Regions from separate parts of the Homo sapiens genome. Here regions 1 and 2 are each linked to region 3. A link is an interaction called in ENCODE POLR2A ChIA-PET data of the cell type or tissue named here. Cell type or tissue: GM12878. All regions are shown on one strand. Each heading gives the region's core, and the rest is flanking DNA. Links, peaks and the distances in the headings are about the cores only. Region 1 holds the start of LOC124905125 (a long non-coding RNA gene). Region 2 overlaps MEI1 (meiotic double-stranded break formation protein 1). Region 3 overlaps SREBF2 (sterol regulatory element binding transcription factor 2).

Evidence for each region. ChIA-PET counts read pairs that join two places held together with the same protein. Peaks named below come from ENCODE experiments on the same cell type or tissue, not always from the same donor. Only the 100,000 strongest peaks of a DNase experiment are listed, where the experiment ranks them.
Region 1: POLR2A ChIA-PET joins it to region 3 with 12 read pairs; 15 of 35 experiments call an interaction of 5 or more read pairs at or near these places.
Region 2: POLR2A ChIA-PET joins it to region 3 with 12 read pairs; 15 of 35 experiments call an interaction of 5 or more read pairs at or near these places.

The regions. Positions count from the first base shown.
Region 1 is chr22:41,915,089-41,923,426 of GRCh38, reverse strand. LOC124905125 (a long non-coding RNA gene) reads left to right here and starts at 4,765. Exons shown (of 2, transcript XR_007068113.1): 1 at 4,765-5,977; 2 at 6,391-6,916. It overlaps TNFRSF13C (TNF receptor superfamily member 13C), which reads left to right. Exons shown (of 3, transcript NM_052945.4): 3 at 1-1,395. MIR378I (microRNA 378i) reads left to right here and starts at 130; the gene lies at 130-205. RefSeq lists enhancers at 2,688-2,757, 2,838-2,917, 3,870-4,373, 5,488-5,577, 5,588-5,747 and 2 more and silencers at 1,628-1,677, 3,358-3,827, 5,978-6,037, 8,235-8,338. In GM12878, for the core only: no CTCF peak of the experiment used is centred there; DNase peaks (open chromatin) are centred at 2,936, 3,386 and 4,037; H3K4me3 peaks cover 3,176 bases; H3K27ac peaks cover 3,374 bases.
Region 2 is chr22:41,776,603-41,783,744 of GRCh38, reverse strand. MEI1 (meiotic double-stranded break formation protein 1) reads right to left here. Exons shown (of 31, transcript NM_152513.4): 22 at 4,933-5,037; 23 at 2,351-2,461; 24 at 1,900-2,060. Among named protein-coding and RNA genes, the nearest start is that of CCDC134, 21 kb to the left of the region's middle. RefSeq lists enhancers at 2,070-2,119, 2,270-2,369, 2,380-2,429. In GM12878, for the core only: no CTCF peak of the experiment used is centred there; a DNase peak (open chromatin) is centred at 2,514; H3K4me3 peaks cover 2,202 bases; H3K27ac peaks cover 2,508 bases.
Region 3 is chr22:41,858,538-41,866,875 of GRCh38, reverse strand. It overlaps SREBF2 (sterol regulatory element binding transcription factor 2), which reads right to left. Exons shown (of 19, transcript NM_004599.4): 2 at 1-45. Among named protein-coding and RNA genes, the nearest start is that of SREBF2-AS1, 28 kb to the right of the region's middle. RefSeq lists an enhancer at 3,725-4,225. In GM12878, for the core only: no CTCF peak of the experiment used is centred there; DNase peaks (open chromatin) are centred at 3,885 and 4,565; H3K4me3 peaks cover 1,168 bases; H3K27ac peaks cover 2,800 bases.

The DNA of each region.
Region 1 (8,338 bases), core at 1,836-5,835, 57 kb before region 3:
TCCTGGACGACACTGTGCACTCAGTCAGCCGCCTCCTACCTGCCCTCCTGCACAGGGTCAGAACCTCCTGACCTGGACTTCGCCCTGGGCAGCTTCCTTGGAACTTGTTGCAGCTTAGCATCTTTGGAAGGGAGCACTGGACTAGGAGTCAGAAGGTGGAGTTCTGGGTGCTGTTTTCCCACTCTTGGGCCCTGGGCATGTTCTGTTCTGTGCATCAGATGTTTTCTGCCTGCCTCCCCCTGAGCTGCCACCAGAGCCACCTGTAGACCCCTGCTTCTCCTGCCCCTCCTGTCCCTTGCCAGGCCTCTGGACTCAGTGCTTCCTGTCCCAAGGACCTGTTGTGTGCCCAGCTTGGAAGACAGTGGCCACTCACATCCAGGTCTCTGCCTGGCTATTTGCTCCATGAACCCATCTCAGATGCCCCTGCCCCCAGGGAGCCAGGTGACAGGGTGAGGTCAAGTGACAAGCAGTAGGTGTGGGAGAGGTTTGGTGGGGTCAGGCCCACATGGGCCCAGCCATCCACTCCCCTTCCATCTGGAGTTGGGGGAGTCTGAGCTGCTCCTGGCCACCCCATCTGCCCCACCCCATCTTTTCCTGGCCACCCCAGCTCCCACCCCATCTTCTCCTGGCCACCCCATCTCCCACCCCATCTTCTCTTGACACCCCATCTCCCACCCCATCTTCTCCTGGCCACCCCATCTCCCACCCCATCTTCTCCTGGCCACCCCATCTTCTCCTGGCCACCCCATCTCCCCCACCCCATCTTCTCCTGGACACCCCCATCTCCCACCCCATCTTTTGCTACAGCCAGGGTTAGCTCAGCAGGTGAAAACCCCGAGGGTGGGTGAAACCCCTCTGGGGCTCAGACATGCAAACCTTGGGCATCTCTCTGTCCCAGCTGGCCCCGCCAGCCGGTAGGAAGTTTCCCCTGAGTTCTCAGTTTTTTCTTCTGAAAAATGAGGGGTTGTATGCAAGGTTCTCCTCCTGGCCTGTGGTCCCCAGAGAAGGGCAGGAAGGAACCTTAGATAATTCTCATATGCATTTAACAGACGAGGAAACTGAGACCCAGAGCCGTCACATCAATACCTCATTTGATCTTCATAAGAGCACCTGGAGGAGGGGGGTGGGGTGTTTGTGTTTGTTTAAATTTTTTTTTGTGAAAAAAATGAAGATAGGCATTTTGTAGACAATCTGGAAGTTCTGGACCGGAATCCATGATGTAGTCAGGGAAGAAATGACCCGTGTCCAGTAACCCCAGGCCTCGAGTGTGTGGTGTATTTTTCTACATAATTGTAATCATTCTATACATACAAATTCATGTCTTGACCATCATATTAATATTTGGTAAGTTTCTCTCTCTTTAGAGACTCCACAATAAAGTTTTCAACATGGTAAGGTTTTCCACCTGGGCATTTGGATACTTTGGTTTTTGCTGTTGTGGCCAAGACGGCACAGGCCACATGCGCCTGTGCAGGAGTCTCTGTTTCCCAGCACAGTTGTTGCGCCAAAGGCCTTGACTTTTTTTTTTTTTTTTTGAGATGGAGTTTCACTCTTGTTGCCCAGGCTGGAGTGCAATGGTGCAATCTCGGCTCACCGTAGGCTCCTCCTCCCAGGTTCAAGCGATTCTCCTGCCTCAGCCTCCCGAGTAGCTGGGATTACAGGCATGCACTACCACACTCAGCTAATTTTGTACTTTTAGTAGAGATGAGGTTTCTCCATGTTGGCCAGGCTGGTCTCAAACTCCCGACCTCAGGTGATCTGCCCGCCTTGGCCTCCCAAAGTGCTGGGATTACAGGCATGAGCCACCGCGCCCAGCCAGCCTTGACCTTTTTGTTTTGTTTTTTTTTTTGAGACGGAGTCTCGCTCTGTCGCCCAGGTTGGGGTGCAGTGGTGCAATCTCGGCTCACTGCAAACTCTGCCTCCCGGGTTCACGCCATTCTCCTGCCTCAGCCTCCTGAGTAGCTGGGACTACAGGCGCCCGCCACCACGCCTGGCTAATTTTTTTGTATTTTTAGTAGAGACAGGGTTTCACCATATTAGCCAGGATGGTCTCGATCTCCTGACCTCATGATCCGTCCACCTCGGCCTCCCAAAGTGCTGGGATTACAGGCGTGAGCCATCGTGCCCGGCCCAGCCTTGACCTTTTTAAAGGTCCCTGTTGGTCCAAATTTTCTCCTGAAAATCTAGACCATTTCACATCCATGAGGAGGGATTATATGGTCCAGTTTGCAGATAGGAAAAGAGAGGCCCTGTGAGGTAATGGGATCCGGCCCAAGATACAACAGGTGGGTGGTGGAGCTGGGCGAACCCTGGGCTCCTGCGCTTGGCGGCCATGCCTGCCCAGCAGAATGTCATTGGCCCGGACCCCCTCCTTGGGAGCGGAGAACTCGGGGACTGATGCCAGGCCCCACTCCCTGGTTTCATCACTACTCAGATTTTCTCCCCAACTGTTCTCTCATTTTGATAAGAGGGATCCCAGACAGACTCTGGAAGCGCCGTTTTGCGGGTGGGAACTGAAGGGAAAAGGCCTCTCTCTGAGCCTGTGTTTCGGGCCAGCTTTTCCTGAAGGAGGGTCTGATTCCCACCAGGTCCCCAGGGCCCTGGCCGGTGGGGGCAGGCCTGGCTGAAGTCTCGCTTCCTCCTGGGGCTTCCTGCAGGCCCCTTTCACTTCCTGCCTGGTAGCCAGAGGCTGGGGGCTCCAGGAGGGGTTGTGGAGGCCCAGCTGGTGAGGCCAGGGAGGAAGGCCTGACCCCCCACTTTCGTTTCAGCAGGGATGGCTCAACACAGCACTATCCCTGCAAGCTGGTAGCATCTCACTGGGCCTCAACTCTCTGGGCCCCTCTTCCCATCTGCAAAATGGGGCTCTTGAGGCCCACCTAGCTGTCCTTGGAGATTGAAGAGGTCCTGTGGCATGTAGGGACAGAGGGACCCCTGCTAGAGCCAGGGAACGCCCCCAGCAGGGAGGTGTGAGCAGGCCTGGTCCTGCCCTCATGACCCGAGGGTGGGGAGAGAATGGGGGTGCGGTAGAAACGACTGCCCCAAATAGCGGAATAGCGGGGCAGAGTCGGGGAGCAACCGGGAGGAGAGAGATGCCAGAGTTCCCCGCCCCTACGCTTTCCTCCCGGGACTCCGAAGGGCGCTCAGTGGTTGGCGTGGGGGACGGGGGGAGGGACGCTACTGGGGTCCCGGGACCCAGAGGAACCTTGGGCATCTCTCCACTCCCCTAGGCTGCGGATAATCTGGGATCCAGGCCCGAATCCAGCGACTTCGGGGCAAGCGAGTCTCTGCGCGGCTTCCGCCGTCAGCCCCGGCCACCACCGGCCCCGGGAGATTTGGACGTGGGGCGGGGGTAGGGGGTGCTGCCAAGGGGCGGGGTCAAGAAGAGAGGCGGGGCTGAGGGACCCCCAAGCCTCAAGGTGGCCGGAAAGGGGCGGGGCCAGCGGCATGCCTAAGGGGTGGAGTCAAGGCCAAGGGGCGAGGAAAAAGCTTGGGACCGGATAAGGGGCGGGACCAAGGCCAAGGGCGCCTGCTTCGGGCTCCCGACCTCTGCGCCCTCGGGAGTCCGGGTCCTCACGCGCATCCCGAGCCCTGGGGGCCTGGATGCGGCCCACGGCCCCGACTCAAGGGCGAGGCTCAGGGGGGAGGGCGCAAGACGCCTCCGCACAGAACTGTGACCGAGGAGCAGGGGGGCTGCCGGGGAGGGCGCACCTGTCCCCGTGCACGCGCTGTGGCCTCCGTGGAGCTCTGTCCTCTCTTGGTTCCCGCGCTAAGGTCTCGGTGTCCGCTCCGGATTCGCACGTACACTGAGGGCTTTGGAGCCTCCCAGTCCCGCCGCTCCCTGGCGACCTCAGGAGCCCGGGCGCCCCCTCCCTCCCACGGGCAGCTGGAGCCTGAGTCAGAGTTGCCTCGCGGGAGACAAAGACAGCCGTGGGCCCTCCCTCCAGAACCCCTCCTGGTATCGGCATTTGCACCAGCAGGGAGCCCAGAGTCCCCAAGAGCCTCTGCTTCTTGGGTAACTGCATCATTGAGGAAATGGAAGTGAAATTAGCTTAGGAATGAGGCCTTGGAGGCTTGTGGGTGGCATCCGCGGTCACGGTCTTCTCAGCCTGGCTTCAGTGTCTCTGGGGCCCACTGCTTCTCCCTGTAACCCTGCCGAAATGCTGGTAGCCCATCTTGCAGATGACAAAACTGAGGCCTAGAAAGGTTGAATGGCCCTGAAGAGCAGGAATTCCAACCCGGTCAGCCTGGCTCCAAAATAAAGGATAAAGGCTGGGCGCAGTGGCTCGCACCTGTAATCCCAGCACTTTGGGAAGCCAAAGCGGGCCGATAACTTGAAGTCAGGAGTTCGAGACCAGCCCTGCCAACATGGTGAAACCCCCGTCTCTACTAAAAATACAAAAATTAGGCCGGGCCCCGTGGCTCACGCCTGTAATCCCAGAATTTTGGGAGGCCGAGGCGGGCGGATCACCTGAGGTCAGGAGTTCGCGACCCGCCTGATCAATACGGTGAAACCCTGTCTCTACTAAAAATTACAAAAATTAGCCAGGCGTGGTGGCGTGCACCTGTAATCTCAGCAACTCCGGAGGCTGAGGCAGGAGAATCGCTTGAACCTGGGAGGCGGAGGTTGGAGTGAGCCAAGATCGCGCCACTGGACTCCAGCTGGGCGACAGTGTGAGACTCCGTCTCAAAACAAAACAAAACAAAAATTAGCCAGGCATGGTGGCGGGTCCTTATAAATCCCAGCTACTCGGGAGGCTGAGGCAGGAGAATTGGTTGAATCCAGGAGGCAGAGGTTGCAGTGAGCCGAGATCACACCACTGCACTCCAGCCTGGGCAACACAGAGAGACTCCGTTTCATAAATAAATAAATAAAACCTAGAAACTCTGGGCATGTGGGGCTGGAAAGGGGTTCCAGGAAGAGAGGGCAGCCTGCGTGACCAGACAGGGGGCAAATGAGCCTGGGTCAGGTGTTGGCAAGGGCCCTGTCGTGGGGTAGGAGTGCCTCCCGGGTGTGCTGAACTGGCCAGAATGTGGATTCGGGACTCATAGTGCAGGTTCCAGGCCAGACCCTGCCCTTCCTGGCTGTGTGCCAGTCACAGCAAGTCACTTCCTCTCTCTGAGTCTTGAGTTTCTCTCTAGGAAATCCCAAACCTTTCCCAGGGCTCAGCAGAGCTGGCAGACTGGTCACCCACCACCTAAAATGGGGACACTGAGGCCCAGCACAGGCTGTTTGTCATGTCCACACCTCTCAGGGCCCCCAGCCTTCCCCAGCCAGAACTGAGCACCAGGTGAGGGCTGGACATGGAGGAAGGCCGTTCGTGCACAGGAGCATGTATGCTGACAAACACGTGTGCACACACATGCCCACCGTGCAGGGAAGGCCCTCATAGTCATGCTAGCCCCAGACATGCACACTCTTGCTGTCACCCAAACACGCGCAGACACCCGCACACTCGAGCTGCCAGCATTGGGAGCTGGGGGCGGGGCGGGTGCCCTTCAGGAGCAGGGACTCGGCTCCTCTGCCCGCCCCGCGGGGCTTGCTGCAGATGCCAGGGGTTATTTTAAGCCTGGATCAATGGATGAGTTTTGGTGACACAGGCTTAGTGGTAGTGGAGGGGGGCAGGCAGAAGAGATAAGGGGTGGCTGCCCTGGAGCCTTGATGGGGTGAGAGACCCCGGGGTCCAGGGCAAAGGGGTCACTCCTCGGCCGGGCTGCTCTATCTCCAGATCCCCTCACCCGGCACATGGCCAGGCACCTGGGGCAGTGTCAGCTGAATGGGCGATCAGATCCCAGGACTCAGCCAGTCAGGGTCAGCTGGGCTCTGTGTTCACAGCTGCCCTCTCCTGCTCCACTCACTCCCCGCGGCCAGGTGTTCCCATGGAGAGAAGAGGGTATCCAGTGCCTGGCACAGACCCAGTAGTTATGGTTACCTATGGCTGCTGGCTGACCACTGAATCAGATTGAGACGGGGAGGAAGGTGTGTGTGTGGTGGGGGGTGGGGGGTGGTGTTGGGGGTTGGACATCAGTCCCTGGGAGGGGCTGGAATCCACTTCCTTCATTGGACAAATGGCTGTCACTATGTATATGTATGTGAAGGCCTGATGGGGTCAACATGAGGAAAGCACCCAGTGCCAGGACGGTGGGGGCAGGAGGGTGTCCAGGAAGGGGGAGCACTGGGAGACTTGCTCTGACCCCTCACTCTAACTTGGAAGAGGCCCCAGTTCCAAGGGGGCAGAGACAAGCCTCTTTCAACCCAGTGCCCGGCAACGGGTGGGAAAGGTGGGAGAAGAGGCCCCCCTCAGAGCTCCTGCAGCCTCCAGGGCAGTGGGCAGAGGGCGGTGGGGACTTCAATACCAGTGATACGGGTTGTGCCACGGATTCCATTTCTAGGAATGGCCCTAAGGAAAGGAAGCAGGAAAGGACGCTCCAGAAAGTAGAGCTCAGAAGCTCTGAGAAGAATCACAAATGAGAAGGTTTTTTTTTGTTTTTTTTTTTTTGTTTGTTTGTTTGTTTTTTTAAGACGGAGTCTCAATCTGTTTCCCAGGCTGGAGGGCAATGGTGTGATCTCAGCTCACTGCAAACTCTGCCTCCCAGGTTCAAGCGATTCTCTGGCCTCAGCCTTCCGAGTAGCTGGGATTACAGGCATATGCCACCATGCCCAGCTAATTTTTGTATTTTTAGTAGAGGTGGGGTTTCACCATGTTGGTCAGCCTAGTCTCCAACTCCTGACCTTGTGATCCACCTGCCTCAGCCTCCCAAAGTGTTGGGATTACAGGCGTGAGCCACTGCCCCCAGCCAAACGAAAAGTTTAAGGATGGCAAAAAGTAAACCACAAACTAGTTACAATCCAGCATGTAAATGTGGCATATTTTAGTGTGGTTGTCTCTGGACATGGGATTAAAGCAATTTCATTTAATTCCTTTGTTCATCTGTGTTTTTTCTTCTAAACTGGTAATAAGGGGTCCTTTAATGAGGGTGGGTTTTCGGGGCTGGATGGGAAGTGTGTGTACATGTGTGTGCACATGTGTGTGTGTAGGTGGAGGGAGCAGGCTGTCTTTGGCCAGGGCACAAGGAGAAGCTCTGAGTGGGGAGGTCACCTCCTCTTCCTGTCTGAACCCATTAATACCTGAAATTAGTCTGTCAGCCCCTCATGTCAGGCAACAGACTTGATCCTCCTTAAAATGTAAATCCTTCCTCTTCTTCTCCCCCACCTTCTCCACTTTCATAAGCTGGTCCCAGTTGCTGAGAGAAGGACGGATGGAAAGGGGACCAGGAGGGACCCTAGGGAGCCCCAAATGTTTCATCTCACAGAAACTAGGCGCTGGAGTCCTTTCATTCATTTATTCATTCAGCAAATGCCGACAGAGGCCTGAGCTGCACACTGGGTGAATTGCACGCCCAGTCCTTGCCCTCCTGCTGTTTCCGTCTGGACAGAGGGAGGTTCCATATCGACCCCTATCTCCTGGAAGGGGCAGATTATGAGTCTGCCCTCCAGGAAGAGTCTTTGATGTTAAGATGAGATACTGAGGCAGGGAGAAGCCAAGCACCAGGACCTTCTCCAGTTCAACTCAACCCCGAAAACACCACTGGGCCGTGCTGGGACCGGGTCCGGGCTCCTTAGGGCCCCCACACCCTACCCCTCGGTTTGTGAAAGGACCTGCGGGTGGGCGCAGGGCGGAGGTCTTCCTTTTCCAGGCTTTCCTTTTCCAGGGCAGGGGCGAGCCCAGTCCCCCTCTCCTCACACCTGGGGAGGGAGCAGATCGCGGAAGTGCGTCAGCCAAGCCGTGCCCATCGACGCAGGGATGGGGACATCCCTGGACCCCAGCCCAGCGTTCGAGGGGTTCTGGAACTGGGCTCGCGCCGTGGGGTAAATCCTTGGCCCTCTGAAGCGGCGCTGCCAGGGGAAGTCCTTCCCATTTGACAGGTGGGAAAATCGAGGCGCCGAGAGGGGAAGGGGCCCTCCTTATGTTATGATCAGAACGGACAGAGGGGACGGGAAGGAGGTGAGAGGGTGGCCCTGCCCGTCCCGGGGCAATTCCGGGCTGCTTTGACCTCCGCGCCTGTAAGGTACAGGTCCCCGCACCTGTAAGACAGGGACGCTCTAGTCGCGGGCCCTAGAACTGATCCCCTTCGAGCGCCCAGTTCCGATGAATGTTTCGGGGCAGTCTTTGTGGAGGGGGGTTCCCTGTGGGGCCTCCCGGCTCCGCGGGGCCTGCTGCCTCCTCTCGCCCCTCGCGGCAGCCGCGCTCCTCCCCCGGCTCTGCCTCCCTTCCGCCCTCCCTCCTCTCTCCCTCCCCCGCCCGCCCGAGCCCGCGCCGAGCCCGAGCGGGAGCCGGAG
Region 2 (7,142 bases), core at 421-4,420, 82 kb after region 3:
ACTGCCACTGCACTCCAGCCTGGACGACAGATTCCATTTCTTTAAAAAATAAAATAAAATCCTGGCTTTGCTACCTGTCAGCTGTATGGCCTTGGGCAAGTTACTGCACCTCTCTCAGCATGCCTGACTTTCTTCATCTATGAAATTAAGACAAGCCGGGCACAGTGGCTCACGCCTATAATCCCAGCACTTCGGGATGCTGAGGTGGGTGGATCACCTGAGGTGAGGAGTTCAAGACCAGCCTGACCAACTTGGAGAAACCCCGTCTCTACTAAAAATACAAAATTAGCTGGGTGTGGTGGCAGATGCCTGTAATCCCAGCTACTAGGGAGGCTGAGGCAAGAGAATCGCTTGAACCCAGGAGGCAGAGGTTGCGGTGAGCCGAGATCACACCATTGCACTCCAGCCTGGGCAACTAGAGCAAAACTTTGTCTGAAAAAATAAAATAACAGGGAACTCTGTGTATGTGTGTCGGGGGTGAGGGGGGGTGTTATATGGGAACTCTCTGTACTACCTGCACCATTTTTCTATAAATCTAAAACTGTCCTAAAAATGAAGTCTATTAATAATAAACAAAACAGACAAAAAAAAGGTATGGCAATGTGAAGGAGCATAGCTGACTGGGAGAAGCACAAATGCCTGGCCAGAGGACAGGGAAGGTGGGTGGGAATGGCAGAAAGTAAGGCTGCAGAGGGCCAGGCCTAGAGGAGGACAAAAAGGCTGCTGAAGGAGCTTGGGCAGAAGGGGTGTGAGGACAGACTGTGGCTGCAATGATAGGACATGCAGAGGAGGGAAGAGGCGGGTGGCCAGGAGACTGTAACTAGGTCACATTAGTGGGGAGGACGAATGATCAGGCCTGAGTTAGGGCACTGGAGGTAGCTAGGAGCAGGTAATTGCCTAGGTGTGAGCTGAGGGCCAGGGCAGAGCCAAGGACAAAATGCAAGTTTTCTCCTAGGCAGGTGACTGCAGACAGCTGGATGAGCCCAGCAGCCTCACACGGAAAATTAGGAAAGGTTTCTGTCCTAAACCAACCACAGGCAACAACCTGCAGGATTTGCCAGAGCATAGATTTGCCACAGCTTGTTGCCCCTCTAGAGGCCAAAGTTTAAAACTCATGTCACTTCTGTGTGCCCATCACTAGATTGGCACAGTATTGGGCGCAGTGTGAGGATACCACAGAGGCTAGCAGATGGTTTCCATGAGAAGTAGCCCACAGAGGAGCTCACGCAGGGCACTGTGATGACAAGGCCCTACAAGAGGGAGGGGCTGAGGGGAAGGAGGTGCTCTGTGGATAAGTCCACTGCTCTCCTCTTCCCTGCATCACCTTCTCGAACAGTAATAATGACAGTTAACCATGTGTGGCATTCCACGGCTTGCCATGCTGCACTTTAAGGTCGCAGGCTGGCTTCTGCCTCCCCGTCTGGTCTTTTCTGCTCCATTCATTCCCCACCTTCTCATCACACAGAGCACCTCACCACTCCCCAAATATACAGAGCATGTCCTGAATTTGTGCAGCTTCATGCCTTTGCTCATATTGTTCTCTCTACTTGGAATGCCTTCTCCCACTATCTTTGCTGAGTACAATCTTATCCTTAAAGACTACAAGTTCCCTAAGGGTAGGACACATGCTATATTCATTTTTTATTCCTCTGTGCCAAGAATAGAGCCTGGAGTGTAGGTAAACCTTATGTGTTAAGTGGATTAATATGAAACAACCTCACAACAATCCTGAGATGTTTTCCCCATTTTGTAGGAAAGGAAACTGAGCTCAGAAAGGGTAAATACCTTGCCAAGGTCACACAGCTAATAAGCCCCCAGAGCTGGGACCAGAACTCAGGATCTTCAACACTCCTTTGAGTGCCACCCCATGCCTCAAAGCCACAGGAGTTAAAGACTAACCTGCAAACTGCCCTTGTGCTGCTGGGCAGAGAAGGAGGCAGTGAGCAGCCAGGCAGAGCAGAGGAGTGCAGTCCTGGGAGAATCTGCCTTTGCCAAGGTGAGGGCCAGCATCTTCTCCAGAAGCTCCATCAGGCCTGTGCTGCTCAGGAGCACTGCAGCAGCTGTCGGGGGTGGGCAAGGCAGGGCCCACAGGAGTTACAGAGGAGCTTCAGCTAAGTGCCACTATGGTGCTTAGCACCTGATTGGGGCTTCACAAACAAACAGAGGATCATCCTGAGGCTCTAAGGGTCCCAGCTTCATAACAGAAGCTCAGGTTATTAGAGCCAGAAAGGACCTTATGACCACCAGCCACACACACAACCCTATTTGTTTTTTTAAGATGAAAAAGTTGAGATACAGAGGACCACAGACTGCCCAGCACTCTTCACTGTCCCAGCCCGGGCCCCTGCACCTCTTTTCTGACTGCTGGGTGTGGTCTGATGAAGGCTCCAATACAGGAAGTTGAAGGAGGGCTGCAGGATGTCCACGTCAGTGGGGCTGCACTTCCCACACAGCTTGCTTACTGCAAGAGATGAAAGTCCCCAGTCGGCCTGTCGCAAAACACTCACACTTGTCATAGGTGGTAGCCTGCGACTGGCTATTTCAGATGTCAGTCTTGGGGAGCAAGCACAAACTAAGTATCCCTGATATTACAACCAATGGAAAGAAACACAGTGACAAACCTTAAGGCACATTCACACCCTCCATCTAGACAAACATCAGGCAAGCAGCCTACAGCTGCACATCACAGAAAGACTTTAGGATTTCAAAGGGATCCATCCTGTGAACATCGTCACCACCTTCCCAAGGGAACTTTAACAGTCGAATGAAGTGCAGTTCCCTGCACTTGCCACATCCCCTCTCTCACATCACTTCATTTAGCTAACTCCTCTTGTCCCCGTCAGCAATCAAGATTCAGCTCAGGCCTCCGCAGTGGCTTACGCCTGTAATCCCAACACTTTGGGAGGCAGAGGCAGGCAGATTGCTTGAGCCCAGGAGTTCAAGACCAACCTGGGCAATGTGGTGAGACCCCGTCTCTCCACAAAAAAATACAAAAAATTAGCTGGGCATGGTGGCACACACTGGTAGTCCCAGCTACTCGAGAGGCTGAGGTGGAAGGATCGCCTGAGCCCGAGAGGTAGAGGCTGCAGTGAGCAGTTATCATGCTATTATACTTCAACCTGGGTGACAGAGTGAGACCCTGTCTCAAAAAAAAAAAAAAAAAGAAAAGAAAAAAATTCAGCTCAAAGTTCATCTCCCCCTTGAAGCCTTCCTTAACCTCTCAAGGCAAGATTAGATGTGCTTCTGCATTCTCCCAGGCCTCATCAGTGCAACATTACACTGTAGATATCTATAGAACATATCCCTTTACTCTTGGGAACTCCCACTTCCCATCTCCCTATCCCCATCCTAATATGAAACCTACCTACAGCTCCATTCACTTTTTGGCAGCCACATCACACCCTGACTTCGGTGCTCACCCAGACAAGCAGGTCTCAGCTCCCTCCCACACCAGTACCTCCACCCCGAACCACAGTCCTCTACTCTCTGCTGTCATATAGAAGTGCTCAAGGATTATATGTAAATGTCCTATTACATTTCATGTGTGGGTTTCAGCCTGTTACTCCCTGTCAGAGGCTCTTCTGAAGGCTGAGTTTGTCACACACAGATCCCCCTCCTAGCTTAGTGTCAGCCTTGATCTCACAGACAGGCTGGTGATGACTGGCACCAGGCTGAGGCCATCTGCAATGCGTCCCCAGTGGCCTTTTTTTGAATCTGACACTGATGTTCTCATGAGGTGGACTGGGCTCCAGGCAGGGAAGATGCCCCATCTTCACCTGTGGCTACAGGAGCTGGGGGGTCCACAAACACTGAAGACATGTCATTTTTCCTATTCATTTCAACCTTCCCTCAGCAAATCTTCCTGCAGGTGCTGCCTGTGAAGTGATGGCAGCATCATGAGTTGAGAAACCGAGGAGGTTTGGGGTGTGGGTAAGAAAAAAGCCTGGAGAACTGTGAACTGGATCATCAGATCTGAGTCAATTGTAGGATGAGCTGGAGAGCTGACCTTGTGCCAGGAAAAAAGGAATCTGCATGAATAGGATCTGTTGAAGGTCTACTGTGTGTCAAGCACTGTGTGACATTCTCTATCTAACTAGATAAGTATTCCTTATCTTAACAACTAGATAAGTATTCCGTATCTTAACCCTAGTTTAGGAAAGTACTACTACTTTACCTATGAGGAACCTAAGACTCACAGAGACTAGATGATTGCTAGTGACTAAGCTGAGATTCAAACCCAGGCCTTCCTGACTCTAGAGCTTGTGCCTGTCATACAGATTTGTTTGTTTTAGGGACGAGGTCTCACTCCATTGCCCAGGCTGGGTGCAGTGGTGAGATCATAGCTCACTGCAGCCTTGACGTCCTGGGCTCAAGCAATCCTCCCGCCTCGGCCTTCCCAAGTTGCTGGGACTATATATAGGTCTGCATCACGACACACAGCTAATTATTTGTATTTTTTTTGTAGAGACAGGGTTTCACCATGTTGCCAAGGCTGGTCTTGAACTCCTGAGCTCAAACGACATGCTGCCTCAGCCTCCCAAAGTGCTAGGATTATAGGCGTGAGCCACTAGGCCTGGCAGTTTGTAGAGGCAGGATCTTGCTATGTTGCCCAGGCTGGTCTTGAACTCCTGGCTTCAAACAATCCTCCGGCCTCAAACACCCAAAGTGCTGGGATTACAGGCATGAGCACCCCCCTGGCCTCATAATGCTGATTTTTTGCAGAGGTAGGGTGTCTCCCAAACATTCCCAGAGAACAAGCAGAGAAAGCCCTGAGAGGTCCTTTAGCAAGAAAACCCTAGGGACAGACTGACCTACTAGCTTCTTCCAAAGGGATGAAAGAGTAGAAGAAAGAAGAACACCAGCCTACTTAGTGAGCACCCACTGCACGTCCAGCCCTGGGCCCTTGGGCGCTATCCCAAGCAGCCAGGGCACCTTGGTGAAGGAGCTTCATGGCCACGCTGTCCAGTTCTTGCTCTGACACATTCCTGAGCTGCATCAGGGAGAGGAGGCTCAGCAGCAATGGTAGGTTCCCCGAGGCTGTGAAGAACAAGGAGGACTGGGCAAGAAGCCTGATGCTCAGATCACCTGAAGGTCAGACACCCTGCCCTGCTTCAATGGCCCTTAATAACAGGTTCAAAGTTTTTTGTTTCCTAAGGGGTGAGGTGTTTTGTTGGGATTTACTCCTATTTCTTTCTTCATTTAGAACAGGCGTAACTGATATACTAAGTGCCAGACATAGGTTGGTACCAGGAATTCATTATTTCATTTAATCCCACTAAACAAAATGTGAAGCATGGATTGTTATTCCTATTTTGCACTTACAAAATTGAGGCTCAGAGAGGCTGAGTGACTTCTCCAAGGTCCCACAGCCAGAAAGTGGCAGGATGCTGTGGTCTGAATGTTTGTGTTCCTCCAAAATTCATGTTGAAATCTTAACCCCCAATGTAATAGTATTAGGAAGTGAGGCCTTTGGTAGATGACTGAATCATGAGGGTAGAATCTTCATGAATGGGATGAGTGGCCTTTTGAAAGAAACTGCGAGGAGCTCCCTCCCTCACCCCTTCTGTCATGTGAGGACACAGTAAGAAGACAAGTCATCATGCTGGCACATGCCTATAACCCCAGCTACTCAGGAGTCTGAGGTTGGGGGATTGCTTGAGCCTAGGAGGTCAAGGCTGTGGGGGGCAGGGGAGAAGGAGGAGGAAGAAAGGAGGAGAAGGAAGAAAGGAGGAGAAGGAAGGAAGGAGGAGGAGGGAGGGGAGAAGGAGGGGAAAGAGGAGGAAAAGAGGAAGAAGAACAAGAGGAGAAGAAGAAAAGAAGAAGAAGAAAGAAGAAGATGAAGGAGAAAGAAGGATGGATGGAAGGAAGGAACGAAGGAAGGAAGGAAGGAAGCAGGGAAGGAATGAAGGAAGGAAGGAGGGAAGGAAGGAAAGAAGACAGCCATTTATGAACCAGGAAGTAGGCCTTCACCAGACACTGAATCTTTCAGTACCTTGATTTTGGATTTCCCAGCCCCCAAAACTGGGAGAAATAAATTCCTGTTGTTTATAAGTCACCCAGTCTATGGCCCAAATAGACCCAAATCTGAATCCAATGCCCATGGCCTTCCCACTATGTTTCCACTACATCTTAAGGTTCTTAACCAGTATTATCAGCTAAACATGGCTTGTCCTTCCCTGAAAAGAAATAACTCATCTCCTCTTGACACCTTTAAATCTACTTCCAAACCCTCAGTCCTCTGTCAGGTAGCCACAGATTGCCTTTCGCTTTGCTTAGAAATATAATTTTAGGCCGAGTGTGGTAGCTCACACCTGTAATCCAAGCACTTTGGGAGGCTGAGGCGGGCGGATCACTTGAGGTCAGGAGTTCGAGACCAGCCTGGCCAATATAGTGAAACCCACCTCTAATAAAAATACAAAAAATTAGCCAGGTGCAGTGGCGCATGCCTGTAATTCCAGCTACTATGGAGGCTGAGGCAGAAGAATCACTTGAACCCAGGACGTGAAGGTTGCAGTGAGCCGAGATCACGCCACTGCACACCAGCCTGAACGACAGAGTGAGACCCTCTCTCAAAAAAAAAAAAAAATTATTTTTAAAATTCAGCTTCTCTAAAAATAGAAAAAAACTAAGCTGGGCGCAGTGGCTCACCCCTGTAATCCAACCACTTTGGGAGGCTGAGGTGGGCGGATCACTTGAGCTCAGGGGTTTGAGACCACCCTGGGCAACATGGTGAAACCCCGTCTCTCCTGAAAATACAAAAAAATTAGCTGGGTGTCGTGGCACACACCTGTAAGTCCCAGCTACTTGGGAGGCTGAGGCACAAGAATTGCTTGAACCTGGAAAGTAGAGGTTGCAGTGAGCAGAGATCTTGCCACTGCACTCCAGCGTGGGTGACAGAGTGAGACTGTCTCAAAAATAAAATAATAATAAAATAAATACATAAAATATAAAATAAATAAATACAATAAAATAAACCAATCCAAATTTTCAGTGTCTCCATACTGTACCAAACATCAAGCTTCCTTGACTCCAGTGAGTACCATTCCAGATTTGGAAACTAATCCCCCGGATCTCACTAGGAGCTTCCAACACATCACAGATCCACCTCCCTCCCCAGCCCCTGCGGACTGCTGCTGCCTCCA
Region 3 (8,338 bases), core at 2,048-6,047:
AGTCAGGGAACTCTCCCACTTGATTACTGACAAATTGCAGCATCTCTGTGAACAAAAGAAAAGGAGTAATTTTATTGCTATCCAAAAAGTGAACTTTCAAACTTGCTTAAGAAACTAAGGCATGAAAACTCAATGACTTTCCTAAGACCATGGCAGAAATGGGTCAGGAAACCCTTACCTCTTTCTTGTGGGGATCATCTGGGCCAAGATGGCTGCCCAAGGTCCCAGGACAACAGGACAGGACTTTATCTGTTTGATGTTCTTTTCCCTCCTCACACTCACCTCCAGGCCCTTTCTCTCATTTTCTTTCTTTTTTCTTTTTGAGACGGAGTCTTCCTCTATCGCCCACGCTGGATGGAGTGCAGTGGCGCGAACTTGTCTTACTTCAACCTCTGCCTCCTGGGTTCAAGCGATTCTCCCGCCTCAGCCTCCTGAGTAGCTGGGACTATAGGTGCACGGCACCATGCCCGGCTAATTTTTGTAATTTTAGTAGAGACAGGGTTTCACCATATTGATAGGTGGGTCTCGAACTCCTGACCTTAGGTGATCCACCCACCTCAGCCTCCCAAAGTGCTGGGATTACAGGTGTGAGCCACCGCACCCAGCCTCTCTCTTTTTCCTGATTGTTTTGATCATAAAAGGAACTACCTTTGTACTAGATGGGTGCTGTTCTGTCGAAGGTACCAAGGGTCCTTTTTTACAGCTGGAAACACTGAGGCAGCGAGTAGGGAGTCACTGTCCTAAGGCTGTGAGTATAGCGGTTTTGGCTTGTGAGGCCACCTCTAATCCTAGCACTGCAGACCCAAACTTGCTCTAACCTCTTTCCTCCTCACCACAGGGAGGCTCTAGGCCTCCTCTCCAAGCTGAGTAAAACCCTGGGCACTGTTGGTATTCTTGGAAACACTCAGGGACAACCAAGTTGATGGCCCCTAAGTCATGGAGCTTCAGGGATGCAAAGAATGGAAAAACCATATATGAAGTCCAGGAGAGGAAAGTAACTTGGCCAAGGTCACACAGCTTGTCAGGGTACAGCTAGGATTAGAACCAGTTCTCTGCCTCCCAGCTTTGTGTTCTTCTACCACAACACAGTGCAGGTATGTTGCCAGGCCAGGACACAGCAAGCCTGCCCCACCCTGAACTCCGTGCTTCCCAGGGCCCATGCTAGCCCTTGTCTGGTTGTGCCCCTTTTCTCTGGGCAAGGAGTCTTGGGTCCAAAGGGATTTGTCCACCTGGAGACCTCGCTTCCCTTTCTAGATCATGTTCCAAGTAGCTGGGACCCTTAAATTCCCAGCCCAAAGGGTCTCAAGCCTACTTCCAGGGCCTCTTCCCTGGTCAATCTTCCCAAAGGCTTTCCAAAACCCAACTTAACCCACAACTACCCCATCATCTCTCACGACTCCCTTCTTTTTCATATGACTGGTCCCTATAGAAGTCAGGAGCCTCAGCTTTGTCCCAGATAGTTTCAGACCTACAATTCTCTACATTGTCCATATTCTTTTCTCTTTTCTCTCTCCAATACGTTCCCAAGAAGCTACTGCTTGTTCTTGAACTATGGCCCCTCCTTTCCAAACCTTCAAGGCCATGTGATGCTCTGATTTAGACACCAAAACAACAAAAACCACCACACCACCACTATAAAAAAATAAAAGGAACCATCTCCATTCCCCCAAACCTCCACCAAGATGTCCTTCTCAGGTCTCTGATGCTGTGTGTGTGTGTGTGTGTGTGTTTTTTGGGGGATGTGGGGGCCTGGAGCCTGGGGTATATTTGTATATCTGACAAACAGAAAGCTGCTGAGACCGGTTGTGGTGGCTCATGCCTGTAATCCCAGTGCATTGTGAGGCCAAGGTGGGAGGGTCACTTGAGGTCAGGAGTTTGAGAACAGCCTGGGCAACACAGCGAGACTCTGTCTCTCTTTTTTTTGAGATAGGGTATTGCTCTGTCACCCAGGTTGGAGTGCAGTGTTGCAATTTCAGCTCACTGCAGCCTCCACCTCCCAGGCTCAAGCGATCCTTCCACATCAGCCTCCTGAGTAGCTGGGACCACAGGTGTGCGCCAACCATGCCCGGCTAATTTTTGTATTTTCTGTAGAGACGAGATTTCACCATGTTGCCCAGGCTGGTCTCAAACTCCTGAAAAGCAACCTCTCGGTTTGGCCTCCCAAAGTGCTGGGACTACAGGCATGAGCCAGGGCACCTAGCCAGATCCCTTCTCTGAACACAAAACAAACAAACAAAAAAACACAAAGATTTTTTGGGCCGGGCGCGGTGACTCACGCCTATAATCCCAGCACTTTGGGAGGCCAAGGCGTGCGGATCACAAGGTCAGGAGATCGAGACCATCCTGGCTAACACGGTGAAACCCCGTCTCTACTAAAAATACAAAAAATTAGCTGGGCGTGGTGGTGGGCGCCTGTAGTCCAAGCTACTCGGGAGGCTGAGTCAGGAGAATGGAGTGAACCCGGGAGGCAGAGCTTGCAGTGAGCAGAGATCGTGCCACTGCACTCCAGCCTGGGCAACAGAGCGAGACTCAGTCTCAAAAAAAAAAAAAAATATATATATATATACATATATATATATATTTTGATATTTTGTGTGTGTGTGTGTGTGTGTGTATATATATATATATATATATATATATATATATATATATGCTTGCAGAAGGATAGGAAAAATAAATCATAATTAAATGTAAATAGGCCAGGGGTGGTGGCTTATGCTTGTAATCCCAGCACTTTGGGAGGCCAAGGCAGGTGGATCACCTGAAGTCAGGAGTTCGAGACCAGCCTGACAAACATGGTGAAAACCCCTGTCTACTACAAAAATTAGCCAGGCATGGTGGTGGGTGCCTGTAATCCCAGCTACTCGGGAGGCTGAGGCAGGAGAATCGCTTGAACCCAGGAGGCAGAGGTTGCAGTAAGCCGAGATGACTGCGTCACTGTACTCCAGCCTAGGGAACAGAGCAAGACTCCGTCCCAAAAAATAAATAAATAAATAGATAGATAAATAAATAAATGTAAATAAATAAAGCTGCTGGGGCTTTCTAGTGTAGTCTCCATATGGGATAACTGGAGCTTTGCATTTCAATCTGGGCACCTTAAGTATTCAGTCAGTTAAACCTGCTGGGAAAAACAGCATCTCACCAGACTACATTCCTACATAGTGGTATTATTTACCAACATCTTGACACTAAGCTCTGTCCTCACTCAGCCTTGTGCGAGGGAGAAATGGGCAGATTGCTACAGATATTGCAGCTTGTACTAACCAATTCCAATTCCGTGACATGATTAAACTGAGAAATGTCCTCAAATTCAGTACATTTAAACAAAACATAATTTAGTGCTGACACACTCCAAGTACAAGATTATAAAATGCTTTAAGAAAATGACTAAGAGAAATCTAAGAATTTGTTGAACCTTTTAGAATTCCCCCAAAATCCCAACTCTGTAAGAAATCAATACAGAGGGCTGTAACACAGAGCCAGAAGAATATCACACACTGGCCGACAGTTTCCATCCATGGAAAGCTAAGGAGGGCAGAAGGCCAGGGTGGCCTCATAGATGCGCACAGGCTTTGGTGGTAGTCAGGCCTAGGTGTGAGTCTCTGGAGGCCCACCTAATCAGTGGTGTGAGCGTGGGCAAGATACTTCTCTTTAAGCCTTGGTTTCCTCACTACAAAAGGCTGCTTTGAAAATACACACTTGGCCTCTTTGCCCTGAGGATTAATAAGATAATTTATCCGAAGTGCTTGGTGAAGGGTAGACCCTTATGCAGGTCAATGTTGGCGGTACTTCCAGAGCACCCACTACACAGGCATGTGGGTGCACTGATCTCATTTTGTCAAGTACTCTTGAAACCCTTTTGTGGGAAAGATATGGGCTGGTGTGGTGAAGTAACCTACACAGGTCAGAAAGCTTAGTTCACGAAGCGTAAGAGTGTGTAGGCAGATGGAATGAGACTACTTAAATTAAAATAAAAAAGTCCCTTTCAACCCACACACAAAAAGCTCCAGTGGAGCCATCTCCAGTCAGCCGGGCAGCCGGGTACTGGGCTGAGTGGCACAGAGGGGCTGTTAAGATGAACATCTGCAGAAAGGAGTGATGGGAAGCTCCAGAAGGGCACGCAGAGCCTCTCCAGGACCCCATCTGGTCTGCGGTGCCAGGAAAGAGGAGGCCTGGAGAACCAGGGTGTAGTTGTGCTTTGTAACTGTGAGCTACACCCATGGGAATGTCCTAATGGCTCCTCACTGTTCCCTGCTCTGATCATTCACATTCTGTGATTACACAGGCTGTCATTTCCACAGAGAGCCATGAAACTCAGAAAAGGGAGGCCCGGGAGAAGGCGAGTTTTATGGAGCTTTGAAAATGAAGCTCCAGTTCCTACGGCAGGCCACAAAGCTCAGGGCCAGAGACAGGCCTCCCACGAGCTAGGCTGGCACGCTCAAGCTCATCTCACTCCCCTGCTCCTGTTTTTAGCTGCTTTGTAAACTTATAGCTAAGTTGCTTAACAAAGTAGGTGAGGCCCCAGGAAACTGTATCTGGGTTCTGGTCTCTAAAAGCAAATAACCAAAATTAGAGGTTCCTGTTATCATCCGTGCATTGCAAGCAGCCCCATGACTCACAAAGAGACCCTGAGTTCACATGAACTTTATGGAGCTTGTGGCTTGGAGGTAACATAAATATCACTTTGCTCAGCTCAGCCTTCAGCATCTACCTGAGAATGAGGTAACCTGAAATCTGGTTAAATTAATTCTGGTCAAGAATAAAGAATGTGAAGCCTCCAAATAGGGTTACAGTTTCTCCAAATTACAGATTCAGTCAATAATCCTTTAACAGGTATTTGTTACCCAGCCCTATTAGGGGCTGGGAAACCTAGTTTACAAAGGTCATTTATTCTTATATTTTGTATTTATTATGCACCTTGTGTTAGACAATGTTTTTAATAATTTTTTTTTTTTTTGAGACAAAGTCTCGCTCTGTTGCCCAGGCGTGCAGTGGTGCAATCTCGGCTCACTGCAACCTCCACCTCCTGGGTTCAAGTGATTCTTCTGCCTCAGCCTCCCAAGTAGCTGGGGCTACAGGCACACACCACCACGCCCTGCTAATTTTTGTATTTTTAGTAGAGACAGGGTTTCACCATGTTGGCCAGGCTGGTCTCGAACTCCTGACCTCAGATGATCCGCCTACCTCGGCCTCTCAAAGTGCTAGGATTACAGGTGTGAGCCACTGCGCCTGGCCCTGTTTTTAATAATTTGTTAAAATCATAAAAGTAATATATTCACTAAAGAAAAATTTAGAAAGCATATAAATGAAAAGAACAAAAATAAAAATCATCCAGCAGTTCCACTATTCTTGAGTCATCCATTGTCAATTTTTTTTTTTTTAAATGGAGTCTTACTCAGTTGCCCAGGCTAGAGTGCAGTGGCATGATCTTGGCTCACCACAACCTCCACATCCCAGGTTCAAGCAATTCTCCTGCCTCAGCCTCCCGGTGTAATCCCACTGAGTAGGTGGGATTACAGGTGCGTGCCACCATGCCCAGCTAATTTTTGTATTTTTAGTAGAGAGGGGGTTTCACCACAATGGACAGGCTCGTCTCGAACTGCTGACCTTGTGATCCACCTGCCTCGGCCTCCCAAAGTGCTGGGATTACAGGCGTGAGCCACAGCGCCCGGCCCATTGTCAATGTTTTAATGTGTGCCCTTCCAGATTTCTTCCTCTACAAGGCTTGCTTGCACACTTAAGCATGCACATGCATGCAAATTGTTTTACAAAAATGAGATCACACTGAACATGCTACTTTGCACCCTGTTCCCTTTGGTTAATAAATATGAAGAACATTCAGTGTCAACCATTACAGACGTAACATCATCCTTTTCAGAGTCCCACGGTATCATTCTGTGTGCCATTGTACTGTACCAGTGTATTAAAATTTGTTTAACTTAATGATGAAAAATTGCTTTAAATTTTTCAGCCTTATCTTTTTTTTTTATTTTTTTGAGACAGGGTCTTGCTCTCTTGCCCAGGCTGGAAGGCAGTGGTGGGGCTCAATGCAGCCTCTACCTCCTGTGCTTAAGCAATCCTCCCACCTCAGACTCCTGAGTAGCTGGGACTACAAGCATGCATCACCAAACCTGGCTAACTTTAAAGAAATCTTTTTTTTGTGGAGACAGAGTCTCCCTATGTTGTCTAAGCTGGTCTCAAACTCCTGGGCTCAAGCGATCCTCTTGACTTGGCCTCCCAAAGTGCTGGGATTACAGGCGTGTGCCACCACACCCAGCAAGTTATTCGGCATTATTAACAACTCTTTTGTTCCCCCACTTCTCTATTTTCTTAGGATAAATTCCTAGAAGTTAGATGGCTGGGTCAAAGGACCACTATACATGCTTTGGAAAGGTTTCAAAAATCTATGCTCCTGCTAGTGTTTCCTCACAGCCATTTCTGTCAATCTGATAGTGGAAAAAACCAACATGGAATTGTTTTGTCTTGCATGACTGAGTACTAACTGAGGCTGAAAGTCTTTTTTTTTTCTAAAGTCCCAATTTTATTGAGCATTTGCATTTCTTCCTTTGTAAACCGCCTGCTCTTGACCTTCGTCCATTTTTGCTATCAGGCTATTTTGTCTTTTTTTTTTTTTCACTGATTTAAAAAACTTCCAGATATTATAGATACTTATTCTTCTTAAATGTCTGCAAGTACTTCCCCCACTTTGTTATTTCTCTTTTAATATGTTCAGAAAAAAAGAATGACATAGCAATTAAGAATCACCATGTCGGCCTGGCGCGGTGGCTCACACCTGTAATCCCAGCACTTTGGGAGGCCGAGGCGGGCGGATCATGAGGTCAGGAGATCGAGACCATCCTGGCTAACACGGTGAAACCCCGTCTCTACTAAAAATATAAAAAATTAGCTGGGCGTGGTGGCGGGCGCCTGTAGTCCCAGCTACTTGGGCGGTTGAGGCAGGAGAATGGCGAGAACCTGGGAGGCGGAGCTTGCACCGAGATTGCGCCACTGCACTCCAGCCTGGGTGACAGAGCGAGACTCCGTCTCAAAAAAAAAAAAAAAAAAAAAAAAAAAAAGAATCACCATATCCTAGCCTTGGAACCTGGGGCAAGTTTTACCTCTTTCAGCTGCAGTTTTTCTCAACTGTACATTGTGGCTAACAATTACAGCTAACTCACGGATTGATGAGATAACTCATGTGGAATCTATGGCACCATGCCTGGCACTTAGTATTAGCTAGTACACATTATTCATAGTGGGTTTTTTTTTTTTGACACTTTTGCTTTAACTCTTACTTTGAAAATGTGAATTTGTTCAAATGCATCAGATACATCCAGAAACAATCTGAGCATAATATAAATTTTGCATTTGCTTATGCATGAGAAAAACACTAGGAAGTGCAGAAAACCATATTCGGCTGAAATGAGCCATGCAGGAATGCACAAAATGTGCACACACATACACAGGCACCTTAAACATCTACCAGCTTCATCAGGTCACTGCATGTGTTATGAATCACATTCATCACATTGATGTCAGAACTTTCCATTGGACTTCAGACAGCCCTCCTTCCACCACTTCCTGATAACTCCCAAGCTGTAACCTAATGACACTTACTTCCCACAAGCAAACCTCAGGTGTTTTTCAAGCCAAAGTGCCTTTTCATTGTGGTATTTATATATTTCTTAGTTTTTCTGGTCTATAAAACTGTGTGACTGTTTTATTAGGTCCCCCCACTTTTTTTTTTTTTTTTGAGACGGAGTCTTGCTCTGTCGCCCAGGCTGGAGTGCAGTGGCGGGATCTCGGCTCACTGCAACCTCCACCTCCTGGGTTCAAGCACTTCTCCTGCCTCAGCCTCCTGAGTAGCTGGGATTACAGGCGCCCGCCACCACGCCCAGTAGAGACGGGGTTTCACCATGTTGGTCAGGCTGGTCTCGAACCCCTGACCTCGTGATCCACCCGCCTCAGCCTTCCAAAGTGCTGGGATTACAGGTGTGAGCCACTGTGCCCGGCAGGTCCCTATCTTTTTTAAAAAATAAATCTTTTCCTTTTTTTGGTCACCTATGAGATTTTTTATTGTTGTGATCCTTAACCCTCCATTTCACAGTAAGTTCTGGGTTTCTGTTTTAGAGACAGGGTCTTACTCTGTCACCCAGGCTGGAGTGCAGTGATGTGATCATAGCTCACTGTGGCCTCTACCTCCTGGGCTTAAGGGATCCTCCACTGCAGCCTCTTGGGTAGCTGGGAGTACAGGCACACACCACCATGTCCAGATAATTTTTATTTTTTATTTGTAAGAGAGACTGGGTCTTGCTTTGTTGCCCAGGCTGGTCTTGAA